Regions from separate parts of the Homo sapiens genome. Here region 2 is linked to region 1. Evidence: read pairs that join two places in POLR2A ChIA-PET (ENCODE). Cell type or tissue: OCI-LY7. All regions are shown on one strand. Links, peaks and the distances in the headings refer to the core of each region. The heading gives the core; the rest is flanking DNA.

What was found. ChIA-PET counts read pairs that join two places held together with the same protein. Peaks named below come from ENCODE experiments on the same cell type or tissue, not always from the same donor. Only the 100,000 strongest peaks of a DNase experiment are listed, where the experiment ranks them.
Region 2: POLR2A ChIA-PET joins it to region 1 with 19 read pairs; 1 of 35 experiments calls an interaction of 5 or more read pairs at or near these places.

What each region holds. Positions count from the first base shown.
Region 1 is chr1:201,411,123-201,420,778 of GRCh38, forward strand. TNNI1 (troponin I1, slow skeletal type) reads right to left here. Exons shown (of 9, transcript NM_003281.4): 2 at 6,661-6,690; 3 at 5,994-5,997; 4 at 4,091-4,132; 5 at 3,396-3,527; 6 at 1,910-1,999; 7 at 235-411. The coding sequence starts at 6,671. Among named protein-coding and RNA genes, the nearest start is that of TNNI1, 5.8 kb to the right of the region's middle. In OCI-LY7, for the core only: no CTCF peak of the experiment used is centred there; a DNase peak (open chromatin) is centred at 6,659.
Region 2 is chr1:203,315,488-203,332,500 of GRCh38, forward strand. It overlaps the pseudogene RNU6-487P. Among named protein-coding and RNA genes, the nearest start is that of BTG2, 18 kb to the left of the region's middle. RefSeq lists enhancers at 8,889-9,813, 10,371-10,740, 12,050-12,149, 12,350-12,539, 13,199-13,835 and a silencer at 9,841-9,920. In OCI-LY7, for the core only: no CTCF peak of the experiment used is centred there; DNase peaks (open chromatin) are centred at 9,704, 10,434, 11,504, 12,064 and 1 weaker place; H3K4me3 peaks cover 4,687 bases; H3K27ac peaks cover 5,000 bases.

The DNA.
Region 1 (9,656 bases), core at 4,350-9,349:
TAGCTTTCTTTATGTCCTAGTTTCTTCGTCAGACTGGGAACAGCCTGAAGGAAGGGAGCAAATCTTCTTTCTTTCTTCCCACACTGGTCTCCCAAAGCATTCTAGAATGTTCTGTCTGTCAAGCTGACTGGTCTCCAACAGGAGCTCCTGGGCCAGCCTGAGGCCATGTGAGGGGTTGACAAGGGGAAAGCTGGTAGGGCAGAGGGTGGAATGTTCTGAGGAAAGGGACCTCACCTTCTCTGTGTCTTCCTTCTTCACAGACTTGAGGTTGGCCCGCAGATCCATGGACACCTTGTGCTTGGAGCCCAGCAGGGCCCGGAGCATGGCGTCAGCCGAGACACGGACTCGACGCAGGGGCGGGCGCTTGAACTTCCCACGGAGGTCCATCACCTTCAGCTTCAGGTCCTTAATCTGTAGGTGAGAAGCGCCCGGGGCTCACTGGAGAGGCAGCTAGCCACAGGACACCCTTCCTGAGGACCTCAGACTGCTAGGGTTCCAGCCAGAGATACACCTTAAATTGTCCACCCTTGAAGCCAGACCTATCAGCAGTCACCAACCTTTTTGTCACCAGGGACCGGTTTTGTGGAAGACACTTTTTCCACGGAGAGGTGGTGGGGTGGTTTCAGGATGAAACTGTTCCACCTCAGACCATCAGGCATGAGTTTGATTCTCATAAGGAGCGTGCAACCTAGATCCCTCACATGCACAGTTCACAATAGGGTTCACACTCCTGTGAGAATCTAATGCCGCCGCTGATCTGACAGGAGGCAGAGCTCAGGCGGGAATGCTCATTTGCCCACTGCTCACCTGCTGCAGTGTGGCCCAGTTCCTAACAGGCCACGGACAGGTACTGGTCCACAGCCCAAGAGTTGGAGATCCCTGCTCTAGGACAGTCAGACCCACCCATCCCTTTGCAAATAACCACTGCACATTTGCTGATAAACGGATGGTTAAGTGGACAGATAAAGCCTATTAGCCGTTGCTAACACTATAGCCTTGAATAAAAGGGGCGGCTCCACCAGACTGAGACTTGTCTGATTTGGAAGCCCTATTTGGAGTGCAGGGCTGCTTCCTCTTGTTCCTGCAGCCTCATCCCTGCTTCTAACTTATTCCTCCCCAGTGAGCCTTCAAAGCAGCTCACAGCCTTGGTCCAGCAGGGTGATAAACTTACAGGTCCTAGACCCCTGGAGGAATTCCCAGGGTGTGATCTCTAGGGGGAGTTCTTAGGAGCTTGGTGACCCCACATATAATTCCTGGTGGGCAGAAGTGGGAAGGAGAGAAGTGGCTTGTGCTCCCTCCCTGCCCCCTCCTCACTGCCTGGACAAATGCCCCAAAGGAGCCCTGTCCTTCTCTGCTCTGCCCCTCCCCACTGGAGCAGGGTCTGGGTGGAGCTAATCCTCCCACACCCCATGCTAAGGGAGCACAGAGCACCGGAGTGGAAGCCAGAGACCAGCACTGGTCCCAGGACCACCACTGTGCAACCTAGGACAAGTCTTTGGCCTCTCTGATCCTGAGTGTTCTCCTCTGCAAGGTGCAGATAATAGCCCCTACTTCATCCACAGGCCTATAAGGAGGATCAAAGGCTATAACGAACATGAAAGCACTTCACAAAGGTAAGACGTTATTAACAGGCATATGATTATTTGTGTGGGTGGATAAAGAGAGCAGCTTCTGTTAGGCTGATGAGCCCACATGGCAGGTAGGGAGGAAGTTTGTACTTTTCATGTGTGATTATCCACTCTACCCATCTCCAGCCCTATGGGGCTAGGGCAGACAAACCAAAGTTTCCTGCTTAAGTGGCCCCTTCCTAGGCCCTGTGGAAGGAGGGGACCTCCCATGGCTGCTGCATCCGTGCCCATGCCCCTGCCCAACCCATTATGGCCATGCCCCTTCCCTTCCTTAGACTCACCTCCCTGGTGTTGTGGAGGCATTTGGCCTCAATGTCGTATCGCTCCTCATCCACCACCTCCACCTTGGCGTGCAGCTCCCGGCACAGGTCCTGGGGGCCGCAGATGGATCATGCAGGTGTGAAGAAGAGGGGAACAGAGACATCAGTTTCCAGCCCTTGACCCTCTCCCCAGCCCCTTTGCAAGACCTGGGATCCAGAGAGGAGCTGACAGTCTCCTCCACTCTGAGGCTCATGACGGGCAATAGCTCAAAGGGTATGCCCTCTGTTCTCCTGTCTGAATGTCATGATTTCTTAAAAAATAGTATTCCTTCGCTTGAACCCAGGAGGCGGAGGTTGCAGTGAGCTGAGATCACACCACTGCACTCCAGCCTGGTGACAGAGCGAGACTCCGTCTCAAAAAAACAAACAAACAAACAAAAAACTAGTATCCTTGGCTGGGCACGGTGGCTCATCCCTGTAATCCCAGCACTTTGGGAGGCCAAGGTGGGGGATCACCTGAGGTCAGGAGTTCAAGACCAGCCTGACCAATGTGGTGAAACCCTGTCTCTACTAAAAATACAAAAATTAGCCAGGCATGGTGGTGTGCACCTGTAGTCCTAGCTACTTAGTAGATTGAGACAGGAGAATCACTTGAATCTGGGACACAGAGGTTGCAGTGAGCCAAGATCACGCCACTGCACTCCAGCCTGGGCAACAGAATGAGACTCTGCCTCAAAAAAAAAAAAGTATTCTTTCATCATGGCTCATTGCAGCCTCAACCTCCTGGGCTCAAGTGACCCTCCCATCTCATTTTTTTAAACTTTGTATAAAGAAAAGGTCTCACACTATGTTGCCCAGGCTGGTCTCGAACTCCTGGGTTCAAGTAATCCTCCTGCCTCCGCCTTTCAAAATGCTGGGATTACAGGCATGAGCCACTGTGCCCAGCAAAATAAAATAGTTTTCTTATGATAAAAGTAATGCGTTAATTTTAGACATTTTGAAAACTATGTATTAAACAAAAATAATAAAAATTAAAATACCTAGTGATGCCACCACCCAGGGATACTTAGTAACATTTTGATATACTTCCTTCCAGTCTCTTTTCTCTATAATCACTGGCATTTAACCAATTTACCAGTGTTCTGAAAACATTGAAGACCAAATTCTAGGAAAGGGTAGACAAGTCCTTGGAAAAGTGGGGCTTCTCCCAACCCCGGCCGCCTCCCCACTCCATGCCACCACACTGGCTGATTGTGAAGCTGGGCCGCCCAGCCCAGGCAAGTCACGCCTCCCCTCTGATGCTCAGTTCAGTGCCCGTAAAATGGAATCTAATGTTCCCACCTCACAGGTGGTTGTGAAGATTAAATGAGACCATGTAAGGGAGGAGTGCCCTGTAAATTATGGAGCCTTGAGCTGGTGTTAGTTCAGGCTCCTGCCGCCTGGTCCTTGGAGCCACCCACACAGCACCTCCAGCCCCACCCTGCCCCGCCCCACCTGCCAGGCTAACCTGCAGGGCACTGAGGGACAGGCCACGGGTCTGCAGCGTGGGGATGCGCTCTGCCAGGTAGCGCACCTTCTCAGCCTCGCGCTCCTCGTGCTCCTGCTCCCAGCATTCCTTGGCCTTGGCCAGCATCAGGCTCTGGACAGGACACACCTGCTGAGCTGGGGGCCTCACATCTCCCACCCGGCATCAGGGAATGAGGGGAGGGCAGCCACAGCCTGGGCCAACTCTGAGACCACTGTCCAGTGTAGAAGTGTATGCAGCAGCCATGGACAGGCCACCATGAGGGTACACCCAGTGGCTGCACACAATGTTCCTCAAGCCCTGGAACTTGTTTTCCCCGGACAGTCTTCCTCTTATCCACTTACTGTCTGTTTTGACCCACAAAACTCCAAAGAGAGAAACACATATGAAAATAAAGGAAGTCCCTCTGCCTGCATGAGTAGCTTCCCACTCTGAAGCTGGTCACCACCTACTCTAGGGACCACAGGCGGATGCCAGAATCCATACTCGAGGATCCCACCTACTGATCACCTGAGCCTGGCACTGGCTCCAGCAATGCTGGACTCCTGCCCCTCATCATCCTCACTCTGGCCTCCTTCCTTTCTCCTTGCCATAATCCTCCACATCCCTTCAGAGTCTGCTCTGCTGCCCCTCTGCCTCCCACTGGGCATCCCCCCACAGCCAGCCCCCAGCCTCACCTTCAGCAAGAGTTTGCGGGAGGCAGTGATCTTGGGTTTTCTCTGTGGGCAAGAAGAGAGAGAGACAGGTGGTGAGGCAGAGGCTGCAGAACTGGAATTCTGGTCTAGGACAAGACAAGTGCCAGCCAGCGTTCTCTATCTTTATCCGGAATCCTCTGCTCACCCTACGGTGCCTTAAAAGCTCATCTTTGTTATTTAACCTCTGCAGTTCAGAGAAGGCTGCAGTCAGCTACCTTGACCTAGGGGCTGAAGCCTTAACTTCCCACTCTGATTCTGCTGCTGCTGAAATCTTGTAAGATACTATGAGGGCCACATGGCTTCTACAGGCACCTCCTTCCTCATCTGTAAATAAGGATATTAGGACCCCCCCCCTTACTTAGTTCACAGAGTTATTGCAGATGAAATGAGATCATGGATGTGCAAATCCTTTGAAAATCGTAAAAGCTATGTGTTTTCACACTCCAGGTAGTAATACAGCAATACCTTGATGATCCGTCATGCTGCATAAATAAGCTGTGAATTTCCCAAATAAATGAAACGTATCTATGTAGACCTCAAAACTTTTAAAAATGTTAACACCACCCATACAAATCTTTCTAAGATATAAAACCACTGTTTTATCTTCTTATCAAAAATCCTAAACATGTTCTTGCTTACTAGTCCTAGCCCTGTGACAGTGGTCCCTCAGGGTTGGCAAAGGTGAGTAGTAGGGCTGCTTGGTCCCCAACTAATGAGACTGTGATGCCTTTCGAGCACTAGAGTATCTTCTGGGCCATAGGCGGTCACTTCTCATTGCCAGCAGGAAGCATCCTACCTAGACTTAATGTGCTGTGAGCCGGCAGAGCATGGCTCTCAAATGTTATTCCAGGGTGTCAAGTAGAAGTGATTAGGCTTTGAGAGGGAAGTTCTCATGAGAGACAATGGATGAGTTTCAGCAAATGGAATGTGTAACTTCTATTCTGACTGTTCAGAGTGGTTGGTTTGTCTTTTCCTCTCCTAAAGATTTTTGTTACATTTCAGATAAGTGCAATTTCAAAAGAAAGAGCCTATGACTCTAAGCATTACTACCATGGTTTACACACTGTAATGTACACATGGCAAATGTTTGACTGCGATCTTATTTCCCCACCACTTGGTGAGCCGATGGCCACCTCATTTGACCATCAGTCAGTGAGGACTCACTTTAATACGAGCCTCAGCAAAACTTAAAAATTCATATGAATGTTGAAAAGTAACATGTTCAATTCTTACTGAGAATCTCTGTGCCAAATATCCCCTCCATCAATACTGCTAATTCTCACTGTTTCCATCCCTGGGCCCACATCCCTATCCCTGCCATCCCCATCCTTGGACTGTACATAGGCTGTGATCTCAGTAGCCTGGTAAGTCTGGAGTGTATAGAATGGCCAGTGTCAGGGTTTTCTAACACCTGAGGGATTTAAGGACATCTCTTTGCTCCTCAATCAATGTTCAGCCATTGGGCAAGGGTGGAATAACCCAATGACTATCCCTTACCCTTCCAATATAGCTTTGCACAGGATCAGCTCTGCATGGAATAGGATGGTCCCCCCAGGACTGGACCAGCTCTCAGAGTGGGTGAGGAAGAGCTTGTGCTCAGCAAGGATGCAGAGTCACACCCAACCCTGCTGCAATACCAGTCCTTCCAGTGACATGGTACACTGGCACAGCAACTCCCTGGACACTAGGAAGCCCCACATCCAGAATCTTCACCTGACGTTTCCATCTCCTGGGAATTTGTTCAGCCACTAAATACCCTACACCCCCTGGACTCCCACCAGGCCTTAACACAGGCTCTTCCCTCTCCTCAGATGCCAACCCCACCTTCCCACTTTTACCAGTCGTTAGAGTTAACCAAGACAGAGATACCCCAAATATCACTTACCTCGCTTCAGGCATCCATCACAGGAAGGACGGGGAAAGAGCAGAACACAGAGTGAGTATGAACAATGAGGATTACATGTGCAGTCGCAGAACCTCACAGACCAGCTTGGGGGAGGAGGGGGCCAGTGACAACAGTGAGCCAGAAAGTCATCAGGCATCAGGCAAGGGGAGCGGTTTGAGGTTCCGGCAGAATAAAATAAAAATTCAACAGCCCTTTGAACTACGGGGCATTCTTATTGGGAGGTACTGGGCATCGTAAGTTGGGGACAAGTGGTGGAAGGGGAGGGAAGCCTTAGCGTAGGGTTCCAGCAACGTGAAAGCATCCATCCACGGGTGCGTGGGTAAATTCCCAAAGCTTTGTTCACCTACTGCACCAGTGTTAAGTGGTGGCCTGGTACATGCAATTCATGTGATAGATCAAGACAGGAAATCTCTGAGGCACAAGCCAAAAAGGCACTCCCAGGGCAACCTGGGAGTGAGTTCTGCTCAATGGCTGGGAGGACACAGGCAGCACAGGGGAAACCATCAAGTGCTGCCCCTGTTTGAGGACCTGGTCTCTTAGGGAAAAGCTTTGGGGGTTGAAAACATGGTGCCTCCACTGCGGGGCTGAAGTCTGTGGCAAAGGGACTTGCCTTCCTGGGGCCCCAGATGGCAGTGAGACTACTTACACTTCCGGCATGGTGGCAGTGAGACAGCACCTAGGGGGCACAGAGGAATCATTCATAAGGGAAAGTGGAAACCCCTGCCCCTGCCCAGCTGGGCCTTGGGAGCCCAGCCTAGGAGACAGAGTCAGAACACAAAAGGAAGAAATCAGACACATTGGATTCCAGCAGGTCAAGATGGGACAGGGTTGCAGGGCAGGGGTCAGCTAACTACAGCCCATAAGCCTGACCTGGCTCCCAGCCTGTTTTTGCTTAAAGAATTGTAAGCTTTTTTTTTTTTTTTTTTTTTAAGAATTTGCAACAGAAACCTTATGTGAGCTACAAAGCTATCTGGCCCTTTCCAGATAAAGCTTGCCAATCCCAGTGGAGAACAGAATGGAGTCCATAGGAAATATGTTTGGAAAGTGAGAGCAGCTGGGCGCAGTGGCTCATGCCTGTAATCCCAGCACTTTGGGAGGCCAAGGCGGGCAGTTCATGAGGTAAGGAGTTCAAGACCAGCCTGGCCAATATGGTCAAACCCCGTCTCTACTAATGATACAAAAATTAGCCAGCATGGTGGTGCACGCCTATAGTCCCAGCTACTCAGGAGGCTGAGGCAGAAGAATTGCTTGAACCCAGGAGGCGGAGGTTACAGTGAGCCGAGATCGCACCACTGCACTCCAGCCTGGGTAACAGAATGAGTCTCCTTCTCAAAAAAAAAAAAAAAAAAATAAGTGAGAGTGTAGCTCACTCATGAGGGCCTTGAAGGACAGGCTGAGTTTAGACTTTATCCTGTGGAATAAGGGTGGTCATTGAAGGGCTCAGAGAGAGGAAGGCCTAGAAAGTGAATGAGCAGAGTGGATGCTGGAAAACGGGTAGCTGCCACATGGCACAACTCCATCCACAGATGGCAATGCAACTGGCACCTCCAGGGTGGGGCAGTGGGAGGCCTTGAGTGGGAGAGAATAAGCCGCAAGGCAGGGCAAATCCCGTGTTCACCCTAGTCTGTCTTTCCCCTCTCTGGGTTGGTTTTCCTCTCTGCAAAATTAGGGGTTAAATCAGTGAGTTTCCTCTTGATGTTTATTATTAATAATAAGTAATTAAAATAATATTTAATTAATATTATTTGGTTGAATCCTTTGTCCTAACCAAATCTTACTTGGAAGTAAAATAAATTCAATCAGTAAAAGCAAAATGGCATTTTGCCTATCAGAAGGTGGAGGGTGGGAGGAGGGAGAGGATCAGGAAAAATAACTAATGGGTACGTCTCTCATACCTGAGTGATGAAATAATTGATACAACAAACCTCCATGACACATGTTTACCTGTGTAACGAACCCACACATCCTGCACATGTACCCCGAACTTAAAAAAAAGTCAAACAAACAAAAAGAGCCAAATGGCACTGGTTGAAGGGGGCTCCCATAGCAGCCCTCTGGTCTTCTGTGAGGACACTTGGCTGTGGAATACAATTTGAAGCCCCCTGACCAGGTGATCCTGGGGCCCAGGCCAAAGAGGGGGTCCGTGAGGCTGCAGAGGGAGATGTTCCAAAACCAGACATAATTCACCGTCTTGCCTGGGCCTGGACACAGGGCATTCCAATGCAGGGGAAGGGAGGAACTGTGCAAAAGCTCAGGGAAAGGAAGGGGACAGCTGAGGTGGAGAGCAGGTGTGCAGGGGCGCACAGGAGCCCTGAGCCAGGCTGTGAAATGAAGGATGGGAGAGCCTAGTGTGTGTGGAGTGGGCAGGCATGGAGCTCGGGGGCAGGAGTTTGGACTTGGTTCAAGAACCTTGTTGTGGGGTCTGGGAAGTGGGGAATTAAAAGACACTTGTAAAGTGCCTGCCAATAATTGTATCCCAGAGCCACCCCTTCCTCTGCCCTAATTCTCTCCTTTCCCTTTGTGCCCATGAAGCACTATCCCAACCCCAATGAACACAGCTTTGGCCACCTCCCCTGAATCTCCCAACGGGTCAGAAAGCCTTCTGGGCCTCCCTCCACCTCTGCCTCCGCCACCAGGGGAGGGTAAGGCTGGGGTGGAGGAGGTGGAGGTGTAGTGTGACCCCAGAGTCTCAGCTGTCATGCTGGGGCACAGAGGGAGGGGTATGGAGACAATCCATGAATTCCTGAGATGCTTGGCTGGTATTAGATTTTATGGGCAGCTGCTTATTCTTAGGGCTCTGCTTCTCCAAAGACACTGAGGAAGTCCAAAGGAAACACCAGCTGGCGAAGAGCCACCTCCAGGCCCATCTGTCCATCATCAGCCTCCAGGAATGCCAGTGTCCAGAGGGCACCAGGTCTGCGTCTGTCTCCCTGGGATGTGCCTTGTCCTTGGTGGGCATTTGGCAGTGATCATGCCTCCCTGTCTCCCTCAGAGATCCAACTGTCCCCATTGTGGGGCCCTACCTTCCAAGGCCGGTTTACACCTCCTGCCAAGCTCCGGGGCCTGCCCCCAGCCTGCCTCACTGACAAATGCCAGACCAAGGGGTCCCACGTCAGGCAAGAGGCCTCAGCCTGTGCTCTGACACCCCTCAGACGGGGGCCCTTGCCAGGCTCTGTGGAAGACAAGCGAGGACTGATAAGTCAGGATGAAGATAGCAGCCACTGGAAGGCTTGGAGAGCCAGGATTCCATCTCCTCTACAAGTAGCAAGCAAGGAGATAATGAGAAAATCCTCCCCCCGAGGGGGGGAGCAAAGAGTCTCTGGTGGTTGCCTCAGAGCTGGGCTTTCCCTTCCTTGAGGCTTTGCAGCGTGGAAGGGACTATCCGCTAGACTATGAGATTGAGTCTGTGTGTGTAAGTGTGTGTAAGTGACTGTGTGTGAGAGTGTGAGTGTGAGAGAGAGAGCGTGTATATGTAGGGGAAAGAACTGATCTCTTTGCACACCCAATGATCACGTCCACAAGTATCTAGTTAGGCTCATGTGCTTCCCCCTGCTCCCCGCCCCCTGACCTTGGACCCCCATTCAAGGGCATCCCTGTCTTCCTTGACTGACGGTTAACACTCCCAAGTGCATGGCGCTGGGC
Region 2 (17,013 bases), core at 7,186-12,185, 1.9 Mb after region 1:
GCTGAGGCAGGAGAATCTCTTGAACCTGGGAGGTGGAGGTTGCAGTGAGCTGAGACCTCACCAGTGCACTCCAGCCTGGACGACAGAGTGAGACTCCATCTCAAAAAAAAAAAAAAGAAAGAAAAAAAGAATGGCTACAGATAACACCATCCGAGCAGCCTGTGGCCTCTCCCCTACAAAGATGATTTTCAATCCTTTGTTTAAAAACATGCACAGGGCCAGGCGTGGTGACTCATGACTGTAATCCCAGCACTTTGGGATGCCGAGGCCAGCGGATCACAAGGTCAGGAGTTTGAGACCAGCCTGGCCAAAATGGTGAAATCCCGTCTCTAATAAAAATACAAAAATTAGCCGGGCGTGGTGGCGCATGCCTAATCATCCCAGCTACTCAGGAGGCTGAGGCAGGAGAATTGCTTGAACCTGGGAGGAGGAGGTTGCAGGGAGCTGAGATCGTACCACTGCACTCCAGCTTGGGTAACAGAGCAAGACTCCGTCTCGAAAATAAAAAAAAAAGAAAAATTAAAAATTAAAAAAAACATGCACAGGCCAGGCATGGAGGCTCACGCCTATAATCCCAGCATTTTGGGAGGCCATGACAGGTGGATTACTTGAGCCCAGGAGTTTGAGACCAGCCCAGGCAACATAGTGAGACGACATCTCTACAAATAATACAAATAATAAAAATAAAAAACATGCACAGCCCAGGCTGTGGCAAAGAAAATATGCACAATACAAAAGCCCTTCCTGGGTCATATGTAGCCTACAGTAGGGACTCTAAAAGTACCTGCTGAATTAATGATTGATAACTGAATGAACTCATGTCTGACCTCTGTCATTCTTGCAGAAATGTACGGTATCCTTGCTAGGCATCTGACCTCGGTGGGCCACGGGGCAACTTTGACCCATTGGCTCCACTGGTCTGCTTGTGGATTAATACCAAACTGGGCTATGTGCTCATTTACACACAAAGTGGATGGGGAAAGTTTTCTAATAGCAGCTTTACTTACCTCCACTCAGCCCATCTGTGGAGTACACCCACAGGTTCTCCCTTCCCAGAAGAGAAATAAATGGAGAAGCTAAGAAGGGCAGGGCCAAGCTCTCTGGCTTTTTCTCCACACCACTTCTTTGCAGAGCTGGCAAGAAAAACGTTTGAGCTCAGTCTAAGAGGCTACCAGGGCCCTGGATAAGGATCTTATACAAACGAGTATGCCCTGGATACGCAGCCAATCCTTTCCCCTGATGTGAGCCTGGTTCTCTGGGCCCCAGCAGCTTCAAGCCATTTTGTTCCCATTGGCTCTGCCATTCTCCACCCTCATTCCTATAAACAAGAATGAACCTTGATTCAACTCTTGTCCAGTAAACTGCACAGGCTGCCTAGAGCATATCAGATAAGAAGAGGTAATAGCTGGGTGAGTTTGGAGCAAGAACTGCTTTACTTAACATCACTATCAGGGAAGGGCCATTTAAAATTCGATGGGCAGGGGAGTGAGGGTGGGACCAGGCAGTAGATAAGTGAGGCTGGCTGGACAAAAGCCATGGTAAACTTGAGGAGTGAGCTCAAACCTTGTCTGAACAGAGCCTCTGTTCCTTAGCTTCAGTCCACTGCAATCATGAGGCCAGTGATTTCAGATATGGTAATTTTCAAGAGCAGCCTGAAATGTAGATGTTTATTTGACATTTCCCTAAACTCTAATCATGGCAACTAATTTTTTGAAAGTGCTAAAGGCTGTTTTTTTAAAAGTACATATCTGCATGTGCTCTCAACTTGTGGCCTATGATGTACCTGGGGCCACCTGGGAATGGGATGTAGGGGTTTTCAACCCTATCCCCCAAGCTAGGAGTGAGTCTCTGCATTGAGGACCTCAGTGGAAGGCTGTCCCTATGGCCACAATCTCTAAGAAGGAGCATTCTGGCATGTTCCTGATAGAAATGAGGGCACACAAGGGGCCTCTTCACCCCTAAAATTAGATAAAAAGCAGCGCTCCCCACCTTCAACTGGTGGTACCCGTTAAACTTGTGCTTGGGACGGCAGCCTCCAGGCTTTTGCTCAAGGAATGCCCTGTCCCCTTCCTTTCCACCTACTTTAGCCAGGTTCACTCACGTTTTTAAGTTCACACTTTTCCAATGTTCACTGTTCAGTGTTCACACTTTCAAGTTCACAGTTTTTCAGTGACATCTCTCCTTCACAGACTGGGCTACATGGCCTTCCCCTGAGTTCCCATGATGTTCGGTTTTATAACCCTGAATTTATAGCTAGAATGTAGACTAGAGACCTTGCCTGAACAGTGTCTGGTACTTAGTAGGTATTAGTGAATACTGGTTGAACAAATGAATGTCAAAGTTGCCAAGAGTGGAGGCTAGTGGATGAAAGGAATTTAGATCAGGGGTGGAAGAAAAAAAATTAAGCCCATTCAGCAATTTTGAGCTGGGACTCCCTAGGAACCTGTGATTGCACCTTAAGAAAACTTGGTCCTTTGAATCTTGCAGGCTTTTAGGTCTTTAAACACCTCTTATTGAAATGTAAATGTCACTTAAATAGGGGTGTTCACACCTTAAATCATAATGTGAGAGAGCCTTCGTTATCAATTAACTCCCTAAATGGATTTACCCAAAAGGTAACAACCTGGAGAGAAGAAATCTGGGCTGATGCCAGGAAAGGACTCTGGCCCCAGTGGCAGGAGAGGGAGAATAGATTCCACAGCTACTAAACGCTGATTTCTATCCAGAGAAATCCTTCCTAGTGTCTACTTTGGAGGCTGGCTGGGGGCTCACAGAAATGGCACTGGGGTAGGAGTTGTTAGGAAATAGGGGGCCTAGCTTCAGGGCTGACAGTAACTTGTAATAGAAGTCTTCGATATCTTGAACAAGTCCCTTCTCCACTCTGAGCCTCAGTTTTTGTCTTCCTTCTTCCTTTCTTTCTTCCTTTCCTTCTCTTTCTTTCTTTTTCTTTCCTTCCTTCCTTCCTTCCTTCCTTCCTTCCTTCCTTCCTTCCTTCCTTTCTTTCTTTCTTTCCCTTCCTTCCTTCCTTCCTTCCTTCCTTCCTTCCTTCCTTCCTTCCTTCCTCTCCTCCTTCTTCTTCTTCTTCTTCTTCTTCTTCTTCTTCTTCTTCTTCTTCTTCTTCTTCTTCTTCTTCTTCTTCTTCTTCTTCTTTCTTTCTTTCTTTCTTTTTGGAAAGTGTTTAGTTTATAAATCATCTTGTGAAAAATCCACAATGGCTGCAGCCTTGCACCACCTTTTCTCCTTCATGAGCCTCAGTTTTCCTATCTGTAAAATGAGTCACCTGTGCTAAATTATCTCTTACCATTCTATTTTTGTTTCCATATGGAACAGGAAAAAAAAAACAACCTATTTCTTCTGCTCTATTTCCTGCCGGCACATAACCCAGGTCTTGTCCTCGTAACATTCATACAACAGCCTCCTGCCCTCCCTGCCCTACCACCGGACTGACCATCATCCTAGCACAACGCAAACTCTATTTTCTTTTTTTTTTCCCAATTTTTTTATTTATAAAAATACGGAATGCTTCACAAATTTGTGTGTCATCCTTGCGCAGGAGCCATGCTAATCTCCGTATCGTTCCAATTTTAGTATATGTGCTGCCGAAGCGAGCATGCAAACTCTATTTTCATCATGCCATTCCCTTCCTGCAGACTTTCTTTGCCATTCTGTATTCCTAAGATGGGAATCCCAGGCTCTCTCAGTCTTTCCAACCCCAAACTCCTTGTGCAGTAGCCCAACCAGGCCAGAGCCCCTCACCGAATTCTCTCCTGCTCACCTTTCCTTGCAGCTCTGCTGACATCTGCAAGTTTCTGTACTCTGCCAATTGATGTGGCACAAATCACTTTCTTCTAGGATGTGAGCACCTACTGTGTGCTGAACACTCACTATTGCCAGGGACTCCGCCTGGTATTTTACACACAGTATCTCTACTGTTTTTTTGAATGCAGTCTCTGAGATCTTATGACCTCAGATTCACGGATGAAGAAAGCAAGGCACCAGTAACTAGAAGAGGGCAGTGGTGGAAATGGGTTTAAAACCTATGTGCGCCTGTCTCCAGCATCAATGCTGTTTTCCCTTACCACTGCCTCTTCAGGATGCCTTCCCTGAATAATTCCACTTGTCCTCTATATACATTCTTACCTCAGGGGTTTCCAGCATTCATGCATATGGTTTAAAACTGCTCACATCTTTATGACATATTTCTTACTTCAGAACTCCTTAAGGATGTATACACATAGTTTATTACTGTTCACACTTTTATAGCAAACACAGTCAGCACATTGCTCTGTGTGTGTGTGTGTGTGGGTGTCTGTGTGTGATGGAGTCTCGCTCCTTCACCCAGGCTGGAGTGCAGTGGTGTGATCTTGGTTCACTGCAACCTCTGCCTCCCCAGTTCAAGCCATTCTCCTGCCTCAGCCTCCCAAGTAGCTGGGATTACAGGCACGTGCCATCACACCGGGCTAACTTTTGTATTTTTAGTAGAGACAGAGCTTCAACACAATGGCCAGGTTGGTCTCAAACTCCTGACCTCAAGTGATCTGCTGGCCTCGGCCTCCCAAAGTGCTGGGATTACAGGCGTGAGCCACCGGGCCCGGCAGCACATTGCTTTGAGTTGACGTCTGGTGGCTCTGCAAGCCCTTCTCCCCTCTCCAACTGTCGTCACTCACACCTCCATGGCAGGAATCATTTCTATTTCCTTTTTCACCTCCATGTGCTTGTCTACCATTCTGCACGGAGCAGGCCTAAGTACACTGACCATTGGATGACAGATACGGGTTGAACAAACTACAGTGTGGTCCTCAGGTAGCTGTGGGGCAAGTGTCCCCTCCTCACCACCCCTCCATCCTCCCACTCTAAACCTAAAAGGAAAAGTGCTCTATTTGGGAGTCTCCTAAGAGGGAGTGAAGGAGCTCTGTAAGCTAAGCCAGCCTGCATACATGGTTCCCGGCACAAAGTCTACACACCAGTGAACACGTTCTTGGGTGGATGCTGGATGCTGATGGCAGGGCTTCATTTGATGTTGGTGAAGTCAGTTCTACCCTGAACCTCAACAACTTGAAATCATAAGCAGTAAATAGGCAGACACAGATGGAGATCTAGGTAAGTTTGGAAATAACTGAAGACTTATCTTTGGAATGAGCTTTCACATTACATGGGCGGGCTTTTACATCACGTGGGCTGATGAAGACTGATGATTCAGTCTTCATGCCTGAACCACGGGTTTACTTTTACATGGTCCACAGAGGTTCAGAAGCTCTGGCTGAGGCTAAGGAGGCAAAGCCTTCTGAGGAGTCTTTCCTGTATGATTGCTCTTGTTCTCACTCAAGGCAAGCTGGTGCTAGACAGGGATGATCCCTTTACTGTGTATGTGTTAGTGGGGGACTGAGAGGAGGATGGTGCATTTCAGCAACTCAGCTGTTAGTTCCCAGCAGCTGGTGGGTGCCATGAGAAGTGCAATTAAGCCCCTGACCCCCCTCCCCCAGCTCCTCCCCAGCCTAGCTACTCCCTTGCAAACCCTTTCTTCGTGGGCAGAATGTTCCCTTGCCAGCTGCCTGCTCCTCCAGGTGTTTCCTGTACTCTCTATTTACTGGCTGGGGTGGCTGAGGGTGGAGAGAGGGAGTCTGTTTTGGTTTCCTGTTAGCCAATGGCAGTGGGTGTGGGGAAGGCTGGCGCTCCTGTATCTAGGGGGAGCTAACCACAAGCAGCAGCTGCCTCCTGACACCTGCCTTTCTGAGAGCATGTAAACAGTTAGGGGACGAGGGAGGAAGAAGGCCTCCTGAGCAGGGCAGACACTTCTGTTCGGTCAGGCTGGAAGAGGTCATTTCATAAGCTCCCAACCTCCATTCTTTCCAGGGGGGAAAGGGTGGGGTCAGGTCACCCCAATGACCTCAGGCCTCCCTGGACTCTAATCTCTACATGAGAAGCCCAGGTAGTACTGGGTCTACCTCCACTGTCTACCTGCCATGAAATGGATGGCACTGCCTCCCCAGGCAAAGGCCAGGAGTGGAGAGCGAGACCTTGGCAAAGCCTCCATTTCCTTACCTGAGACCTGAAACAGCTACACATTCCCCACCTTCACCAAGGTCCCCAAATCCAGCCAGCTTGGTGCAGAGACACTGTCACGGGTTTCCCCCTGGCCACTCTTCCCAAGAAGGCAGGACAGTATTTTTGGTTTGTTGCAGTTTTTCCAATCCAGTTGAAATGATACACTTGTCTATGTATGTGTGATCCTTCCCTTCTTTCCTTCCCTCCCTCATCCCCTTCCCTCCCCTCCTCTCTCCTCCCTTCCCCTCTTCTTCTCCCCTCTTCTCCCACTTCTCCCCTCCTCTCCCCTCCCTTCCCTCCTCCCCTCTCCTCTCCTCTCCTCTCTTTTCTCTTTCCTTGACAAGGTCTCACTCTGTCACCCAAGCTGGAGTACAGTGGCACCATCTTGGCTCACTGCACCCTCAAATTCCCGGGTTCAAGCAATCCTCTTGCCTCAGCCCCCGGAGTAGCTGGGACTACAGGCGTGCACCACCACACCCAGCTAATCTTCATATTCTTTATAGAGACAGGATTTTACCATGTTGCCCAGGCTGGTCTTAAACTCCTGAGTTCACGCTATCCACCTGCCTCGGCCTCCCAAAGTGCTGGGATTACAGGCTTGAACCACCATGCCTGGCCTCCTCAGAGCAGTTCTATAGCATTGACATTATTACCCTTAGACTGTAGAGGAAGAAACAGGCTCAGAAGGTTAAGCAAAATTACCTATGGGCACAGTGCTAGTAACTGGCAGTCAGGCTTGAATCCAAGACTGACTGAATAAACAAGAAAAATTATAGCAAACAACCCAGGGTTTCTTATGTTTCTTCTTGTCACGCTTAGTGCTCTTGTCTTCTGGATTCTAGGAACTTTTACACAAAGCCACAGTTCACTTTGCAGATAGCCTACATAAGATAAGCAGTCTGACATCCCAGTCTTACACATCTCTTATGCCCAAGCTCAGATCACCTCTCCTCTGTGAAATCATTGCCATTCATCCTAATGTTAGGTGATGTTTTAAAAACCTGCTGAGTTCTTACAGCAAGAAGCCACTGCTCCCTCCCACTGTGTGTCTTCCATGGGTTTCTTTTTTGTGTATATGTCATATTTCAATTTAAATATAAGGTCCTAGAGATCACCTCTGATGTTGCCCAACATTCACACAGCATCTGCATCTAACACAGTACCTGGACATGAAGCTGAAGCAAGAGGGACTGAGGAGACTAGATAGTCTAGATGCTTTAGGGAAGCCTCTCTTTTACCCTTTGTCTCACTCCAATTGGAGAAATCCCAGTTCAATACAGACTGGCCAGCCAGATGGGTTGCTTCACCCTAATCAGGAATTTCAGCTGCTGACTTCCCAGCCCTGGTACAAAACACAGGAACTCCTTGTGTTCATTGTGACCCACTTCCTTACTGGAGCCTGCTCAGGGTGGAGGCTTAGGTCTCAGTGGCTTCTCTTGTTTTCACAAAAGGAAAATAATCTCTGTCATAATTACTGCTTGACCAATAGGCTTCTCCTGTGACAACTCCCTGGGGGAAAGAAAATGGAGCACTGACTGTTTCCTAGGATGAAATTCAAAGATATCCAGGGGGGTGGGCCAGGATGTAAAAGCACTTGTTGAGATTATGGTGCTATTTGAATGTGAGGGATTGATGTGGATCCATGCTGGCCTTGGAGTCCAGAGGTTGTTATCTGGGTCTAGCATGGGGCCAGCTGCAGCTGGCAGCTTGAAACCCATTTTTATGGTTTTGAGTTTTCAGCCATCAGTCTGGCAGGCAAGTAATGAGTGTCCTGCAGTAAGTGCCCTCTTATGGGCAGAGACAGGTCCTTTCGAGAAGCACAGGGAGAGAGGACAGCAGAGGAGAAAAAACAGGGATGGGTCCACAGTGTGTTGCCAGTCCAAAGGAGGTGACAGGAAAATTATATATCAAAGTACCTAAAACACTGACCACATGGGATTGAATGCAAACTAATGGAATTACACAGCATGATCTACATCAGTGCTGGGATGTTAGGTACACAAATGGAAATGATCAGAGATGGGTGAGGTTAGCCTGGGCAAGGATTGGGAAAGACAGATGTTTTGAGAAATGCCTTTGCAGCTAACATGTCTTTACTACCTTATTTATGCCCAGGAGAAGACATTTCAACCACTTCTGAGCACTGGCACTTTGGCCAACACAAACAACAGGAGGTCAGGTGGGTGGGCAAAAGAGCAGGGCATGAGGCCAGTTAGGAGAGCGTCAAGTACTGTTCCCTGTGTTCTCTGGGTAGCCACTTTCCTCCCCTGTGCTTCCCATCCTCCCCTGACACCAGCATCACCAGCTCAGCCCTCTGCAGTGGCATTTAGCCTAGAAGAACGCATGCCTGTGGCCTCAGAATCGTAACTTTACTAAACCTTTGATTAAGACATAGGGATGATTCCCTTTTATTCTGAATGTATTGACCTCAATAAATAAACTCTTAGCACCTTAACCCAGAGTTCCCCTTGAATCCTCCTAAGTCAGGCTAGATTGATGGAAGGCAGAGGGAGAAGGGAGACAAAAATCTGAGATTCAGGAGGTTGCGGGGAGGGCACTAGCCTTAGCTCAGCCTCCACCCCTACTCTCTAAAAAAAGATCTCTGCACAGCCTTAGACCTTTCTACTCTCAGTTGCCTCACGAAATAATAGATGTGAAGTACTTTGAACTACGTTTAAAGTGCTGTGCCCACTCCACTTCCTGGGAGATGTGGGTGTGGGAAACTTGAGAGGAGAGCCTTGCGCAGCTTCTTCTGTTTACCTGGTGTTGGACCGAGCATCAGCTTGCTCTCTACCACACTAGGAGGTAGGGCGGTGGGGGTTTTTAACTCCCCAATTTACAGAGAGGAAACTAGAACTTGAACAACCCAGATGACTTGCCCAGAATTACACAACACGCAGACAGTGAGCTGAGACTGGAAGCTGAGTTTTCTGACTCCTGGCCCACTCCTAGCTTCTTAATGTTTGCGGGAATGTGGGAATGATTTTAACAGAATCCCATTCTGGAACAACTCAAACTTTATCATTTAACTGCAGAGCACCCAGATCCCACTATTCCCCACCTGTCCCAGAGGCCTTGGATTTTCCATTTAAACCCATTTCTGAAGAGGCAAAACGATGCGGGTCAAGGGATGTTTGCCTGATGAAAGCCTCAAAGTACAAAGTCCCAAAGTACTGCAGCTTAGTGCTGCTGCCCCAAACTGAAGTCTTCCTTCCCAGGGGCCCTGGCTCTGCGCAGAGCTGGTCAGAAGCCCAGGAGGAGCGTGGGGGCAGAGCTTCCCCAAAGGAGGACAGATGGGCAGGCTGGCCTCAGTACCCGTGCTTTCAACAAACTTTTGTTTTCCAGCCAAACATGCAGTGTCAGTTCCCCTCTCACCTCCCGCTCCCTGGCAGCCCACCCTCTAGCCCCCATTCTGCCTTCGGGTTGGCCCTGAGGAGCCGATGGGCTGTAGAGGGACTGGGGTCTTTCTCCTTTATGACTTGGGAGAAGGATGAAAAGGAGGCTTGCAACTGGTGTGGGGCAACTGTTGCCATCTGTCTGGTGGGATGTCACCAGGGAAGGTCTCGCCCATTCACTCCTTCATGCACCGCTGGGCTTGGGCCTTTTGTTTGGTTGGCTGGGGAGGGGGGCTGCTGTAGTGGAGGGAGGCCGTGGGTGAGAGAAGCAGCTTCTTTGTGTCTGGACCAAACTTTCAGTGACTCACCAGGTTAATTTGCATGAGGATGCTGCCCAAACCCCAAACCACTCAAGTGATTGACACCCCCTTCCCACTTCACAACCTCTCCCCGCCTCCTTTGGTCACACAGCTCCCCAGAGTCGGAGGGAGATGCTCTGGCTCCTGCACTGGGATGAGGAGCAGGCCAAACCTCTGGGTTCTCTCTCTCCACCCTCATCCCTGTCCCTTTCCCAGTGTAAGGTGGATCTGGTGTCCTCCTCCCTCCCCACCCCTAGCCTGGAAGAGCTGACATCCAAAGTCCTGCTTCCTCCTTACAGCTCTTTTTGTTTGTTTTTTCGGTGCACTGGGCCTGGCAGGCGAGGGGCCAAAGCCGGAGAAAAGACCCAATAGCCACCGCCCAGCAGCTGAGCAGGAAAAGAAAGGAACTGAATAGAGGCGGTGGGGTTGGCAGCCCTCCAGTCCAGCTTCTGGTCTTTGAATAAACACCCCAGCCAGGGGCTGGGGATCAGTGTGGGGAGGCTTTGGGGCATTTAATTATTTAAAGGTCTCAATTGGATGAGCTAAGTCCCTTGGGAAGGGGGAGGACAGGCAGATGGTGTGCCCCAGGAGCTGGGAAACGGGTGCAGGGTGCAGCGGGGATGGTGGAGGATGGGGGTGGGGGAGGTAGGGGAGACTACACCAGAGGCAGGGCTCAGAGAGTAAGAACATGGCGGAATGGGAAGTGAAACCGCGGACTGCCCTCCCGACCCAAGCAGCGCCCTGAAAATAGCCTTTCCCAACACCAGCTGGGGGCAGGTTCTCAGCCTCTTCTTCCTGTACCCCTTCCCACCATTCCCCATCTTCAAAGTTGGTGTCTGCCCTAAGCGAGATCCATTTTGAAAATATACAACAAAGCTGTGACGTTTGGGGGATGAATACTTCACTTTTCTCCGGCTCTGAGGCATGCTCCAGGCTGGGCCAGGGGATCAGGACTGTACTGATGGGAGGATTTTCTTGGCTCCATTTTTTTTTTTTTGCATAGTGGTGAAATTCACCTATAAAATTCAGCATTTTATCTGTTTTCATTTTATATGGTGAAGCCACACGGGGAATCTCTTGGGAGTCTGGAGAAGTCTTGGGAGTCCTAAGGACCTTAACTGAAGTCCTGCTCTTGGGGGGCATGTGGTGTTTCAAAAGGCAACCATTCTAGCCTTTTCCTTTGGCAATATAGCAGGAAAGTCCCCGTCTTCTAGAGCAAAGTCAGATGGGTTTCCCAGGTGGAAACAGACTACCTAGGTACAGCTAGCTCTGTGACAACAGGCAAGTTACCTAACTTCTCACTGCCTGTTTTTTCATCCTTAAAATAAGATAAAAGTAGTTCCTAGTCGGTATTGTTGGGAGGATTGATTTTTGTGAGGTGCTCAGAAGGGTACCCAGCTCTTAGAAAGTACACAATAAATGTGATTAAATATTATTATGGCCATTACTAGAACAGGAGGCATTCATCTAGGTTACACAATGGAAACTGAGATAAACAGGACTGGGGAATTGAGTATGAGGCCAAAGGAAAATGTGTGAGGGGTAGAAAATGTGTGAGGGGTAGATCTGCCTCTGCCCTTTCTCCCTTGTGTAACTGAGCTATGGTTGGAAAAGTGAGACCCTATCGTCCAGACCCTTGCTTTGTGGCGGTTTGGGCATTATTGTTACATGGGGAGAAGGTGTGCGATTTACGTCTCCTGCTTCCCGGGGCCCTTTTCATTCTCTCATTAGCACCTCCGGGCCTGCAAGGTCAGCTGGTCCCTTTTGGGGCACACACTGCAATACAGCACTGTCTTCAGTTCATAGTCTGTTCTGCCTCAGAAGTTAGGTGGATGATTTTTGCACCTTCTCACGTTTGCAAGTCCCTCTTCCTCAATATGCTTGGTGGTGAGGGTAAGGGGACAACGGTGATGCCTTTCCACCCGGGACCGTTGCGGCCAAGGCGATCCCACACGGGCTGCCTGGAGTCAGACCTGTCCAGCAAGGAAGCTTCGGGGAGGAGGGAGACAGCGCCGGCTGGGCGTGCAAAGGCAGGCAGGTGACCCTCCCTCCGTCCCGGATATGGGCCCTCGGCCGCTCACCCCCCAGCCACCCACCCACGTCCCTCAATCCCCACGAGCAGCTGACTGGGACCTGAAAGTGCCACCAGACGCCCTCACAAGTCTGCTTTCTTTGCTGGGAAACAGCAGCCGCGCCGCAGCCTCCGCCCGCTCTGGGGAAGCCCCACCTTGGCAACAAGCCGCTGATTGGCTGGCTCGGGGGCGGCGCGGGCCAATCCAAGCCCGCCCTGACGCCGCGGCGTTTGGCCGAGAACTATTAAGAAAAAAAAAAAAAGAAAAAAAGAAAGGTGGGGCCGGGCGCTAGGTGGCTTCCCAACGGAGTTGCTCCCCCGGCGGCTGTGGAGAATGGGGCCTTTCAGAGAAGGGGGAGGCGGGGAAGGGGCGAGGCGGGGCGGCCGTTGGGCTTGGGCCTTTTCGCCACCTGCCGCCGGAGCTCAGGTCCCTAAAACCTCGAAGGCGTCCCCGCTTCTCAGGTCCTCCTCGCAGCTTGAGCGACTGCAGGGCCCCGCCCGGCGCTTCTTGAGCAACTGGAGGTTCGGGGGTGAACCTCTGGCCCTTTCCCGTCCTCCCTCCAGAGTCCCTCAGGCTTTGGGCATTGATTTCCCCAAGTTCGGGCTCAGGCCCTCTTCCTTTTCTTCTCGTGCCTCTGCGTGCTTGCGCCCTCCTATGGGCGCAGTTACTTGAGCTCTGTCTGCCATCGCCAATCCGCCATCCTCTAAAACCAGATTAACCACCCCCTCCATTGTACTGTGGCCACGGGCGCCAGCCTCAGCCTCTAAGACAGCATACAGTTCCCCAGCACGTACATTGTAAACGTCGTTTAATGTATCTCGAGTGACGTTGTTCCCCCGCCCCAGGACACAGAAGCACACACACACCCACAAACTCAAAGAATTCGGCACAGTAGCATTGAGATTTAGACTGAAGAGACAGGTGACCACGATTCGACTCTAGCCTCTGCCACTTTCTGGCTGTGTTACTTTGAGCAGTTACTTAACCTCTCTGAGCCTCAATTTTCTCCTATGAAAAATACTAATGATAATAATGGCACTATCTCCTCTCATTATTGTGACAAAATGCCTGGCACATAATTGCCTAATAAATGGTGATATTATTTTAGGTATTAATAACAAAGGAATGAGCATTTCTTTCTCACATTTTACCTCAGCTCACAATTCTTGGTTTAGGTGCTGGGGATAGCACTAGATCCTAAGGACATTTAAAGTCCTATGAGTAAAGTAATTTAAGACTCAGAATAAAACTTGGTATGGTTTCAAGGCCCTGGGATGGGTCCTGCGTTTGGCTCCTAGATTTTTACTAAGGGAGAATTATCTTGGCAAGACTAGATTTCTCTTTTCTTCAAGGTCTTTTCTTCACATTTCCACCTCTCAAAAATTTTTAGAACAGCAGCAAGCAAGGACTTACAACTCCCTTTTTAATAGGATTTAACTTTCTCCTTTTGTTAGGTAGAACATTCCATAAATGTTCTCTCCATATATGCACATTGACACTTAGATGGGCTTGTTTGTTTTCCCCAAATCCCTTTCCTGAAGTCTTTTCGTGTCACCTGGAGACTCACCCCTTCTGCATTCTCTTGCCTGCCCCAAACATACCACATGCTGATACATCATACATTATCTTCAGTGGACGTGGAGACTGGTTGTTCAGTGCTCACAGACCCCTGGCGGCTGTCCAGTCCTATCACCTGCTGGGCTTGGTTGATGTTTCACATTGTTAAGAACAAAAGCAGTGATGCGTCTGGGGCATTTCAGTGACGCCTGACGGCGAGGTCAGGGAAGAGGGTAAGGAACACACAAAGATGGGATACAGTTCAATGGGGAGCCAGTAAGACTGGGGTTCTGGGGTTCAGTCTTGAGTCTGTGCCTTTAGGGAGACAAGTCAATTAAACGTGCTAGGTCCCAGTTACCCTGTCTTGTAAAGTAGGCTGTATCATACCTGTATCCTTACCGCATAGATGTGTCAGGGAAAGAAATGTCATAGAAGTGAAAGCACTTTATATTTTCTGGGTTAAAAAAAAGGTGTGGCGCCGGGCACGGTGGCTCACGCCCGTAATCCCAGCACTTTGGGGGCCGAGGCGGGCAGATCACGAGGTCAGGAGATCGAGACCATCCTGGCTAACACGGTGAAACCCCGTTTCTACTAAAAATACAAAAAATTGGCTGGGCGTGGCAGCGTGCGCCTGTAGTCCCAGCTACTCGGGAGGCTGAGGCAGGAGAATGGCGTGAACCCAGGAGGCGGATCTTGCAGTCAGCCAAGATCGCGCCACTGCACTCCAGCCTGGGTGACAGAGCGAGACTCCAACTCAAAAAAAAAAAAAAAAAAAAAAAAAAAGGTGTGTGTGTGGTAGGGGTGGGTGTGTAATGGGCTATTAAATCCATTTCATGCCACTCTTTTTATTGGGCCCCAAAGAATATGATTCCACAAGTGTCATTAAAAACTTAGGAATGCAGCTCTGTGTTAACTCTTGGGGAGTATTAGCAGGAATCATATGATATGATCCCTACCTTTAAAGAATTTACAATCTAACCATGTTGCTCAGCTAACACATGAAACATTGATGTGTGGCCCTACTGTGGTTTATAACAATGGTTCCTCAACCTATCCAGTTCTGTCCTGCAATAAAAGGATCATCTGGTGATGTGACAGTGGAGCCGATCAGCGGATGTGCCTCACCCCAACCAGCACAAGTGCTGGCCCCTTACCTCTCCCTTTCTGTCCTTGGCAGTGTTACAAACCATCCTTGCTGCTGCCTTCAGTGTTCATGAGCCATGGCCTGATGCCTTGAGTCCTGGGCTTGGGATGATAGTGCATTCATTGCGGCCTTCTCTCCTTCTCACCCTTGATGCTGCCCTTCACCTGCAGTCACACAGTACCTGTTCCTGATGCTTTCCTGCCTGCACCTGCCACTGCCACTGTTCACAAATGCCAATACAGCCATTGTAGCTGCAGCTGCTACTCTGGGGTAGACCCTGGATAGGACATTGGGGGTGCTGTTGTCCCTGCCTCTTCCACCCTGGGATAAAAGGGCCATCTCCCTTCCCCCTTCTACAAGAGGAAGAAGAGTGCTAGTGTAGCCCTCTAATCTCTGCATTTGCTCCTGAGGCCAGGTAACCAAGGAAAGATGCAAGGTAGCCAGGTGCAGTGGCACACATCTGTAATCCCAGAACTTTGGGAGGCTAAAGTGAGAAGATTGCTTGAGCCCTAGGAGTTCGAGACCAGCTTGGGCAATATAGGGAAAACTTTTCTATACCAAAAAATTTTAAAACTAGCTGAGCTGCACTGAGCCATGATTGTGCCACTGCACTCCAGCCTGGGCAACAGAGTGAGACCTTGTCTCAAAAAAAAAAAAAAGTGCAAGGAGCTCATCTTTTCCCACAGCACACCTCCTTGGTGGAGGGTGTTAGACTGGGTTGGCAAGAGGACCGGTTCTGTTGCTGCATGCTCAGCAGGCAGCTCCCAGGTCCCGGTTCCGGTTTCCCAGTGCTGGGCCAGCAGACTCTGCTCCTTTCCTTTTTTTTTTTTTTTTTTTTTGAGACGGAGTCTTGTTCTGTCGCCAGGCTGGAGTGCAGTAGTGTGATCTTGGCTCACTGCAACCTCCGCCTCCCGGGTTCAAGTGATTCCCCTGCCTCAGCCTCTTGAGTAACTGGGACTACAGGCGCTCGCCACCATGCCCTGCTAATTTTTTGTATTTTAGTGGAGACAGGGTTTCACCATGTTGGCCAGGATGGTCTTGATCTCCTGACCTTGTAATCCACCTGCCTTGGCCTCCCAAAGTGCTGGGATTACAGGCGTGAGCCACCGCGCCCGGCCAGCTCCTTTCCTTTTTTCGAGGATTGCCAACAAAGTTTCAGTATAACTTCTGGGAAGGAATAGATCAGTGTAATTGCTACCATCTTTGAAAACAAAAGATGGAACATGCCAGTTAAAATTAAAAGCAATACCAAGTCCCACTTATCAGTGTCACACAATTTCTGAAGTCTGAAGCAATATTTGGCATTGGGAGGATGTAGGGACATGGGGACCCTGGTATACTGATGGTGTGAGTGAACATTTGTACAACCACTTTGGAGAGCAGTTTGACAGTATCGAGTAAAGGTAAATTGGTCATACTTCATGACTCAGCAGTTCCCTCTTGGCATATATGCCAGTGGTTCTTAACTGGTGGTGATTTTGCCTTCCAGAGAACATTTGGCAACTCTGAAGACATTTCTGATTGTTCCCACTGGGGTGTAGTTAGAGGGTGGGTGCTACTGGCATCCAGTGGATAGAGTCCAGGGATGCTGCTGAACATCCTACAATACACAAGCAGCCCCCACTCCACCAGCAAAGAATTATTCAGCACCACATGCCAAAAACTACCACTGTTGAGAAGCCCTGGTATATATCCTAGAAATGCTCTCAAATGCAAGCCCAAAAGAGAAGTGAAAGGATGTTCACTGCATTATGTTTTTAACAGTAAAATATTGGAAAACTATCTAAACGTCCTTCAAAAGGAGAAGAGAGAAGTAAATTTACAGGAGCTAGAATGAATGAACTGGAACTATGAGAATCAATATGGATAGATCTTAGACACCCAATGTTCGGGGAAGAAACCAGAGTGATACATAATGTATGATGCCACATGTAAAATCTAAAGAAACAAACAACTCTCTATGGCTACATAAATATGTAATAAAAGTATAAAAATACACCAATCTCAGAAGAGCATTTACCTCTGCAGGGGAAGGGAGATGAATGGGAAGAGGTAAAAGGAGACTTAAAATATAGTTCCAATGTTCTTTTTTTTTCTTAAAAATTTACCTAAAGCAAATATGACAGAATGTTAACATTTGTTAACTCTGGTAAACAACTAGATGGTAAATACATTGGTCTTTGTTATATTGCTTTCTGTGCTTCACTGTAGGTTTTTAATTAATTAATTTTTTTTTTTTTTTGAGACAGTCTCACTCTGTCACCCAGGCTGGAGTGCAGTGGTGAGTTCTTGGCTCACTGCAACCTCTGCCTCCGGGGTTCAAGCGGTTCTCCTGCCTTAGCCTCCTGAGTAGCTGGGACTACAGGCAGGCTCCACCACACCTGGCTAATTTATGTATTTTTTAGCAGAGACAGGGTTTCGTCATACTGGACAGGCTGGTCTGGAACTCCTGACCTCATGGTCCGCCTGCCTCGGCCTCCCACAGTGCTGGGATTATAGCA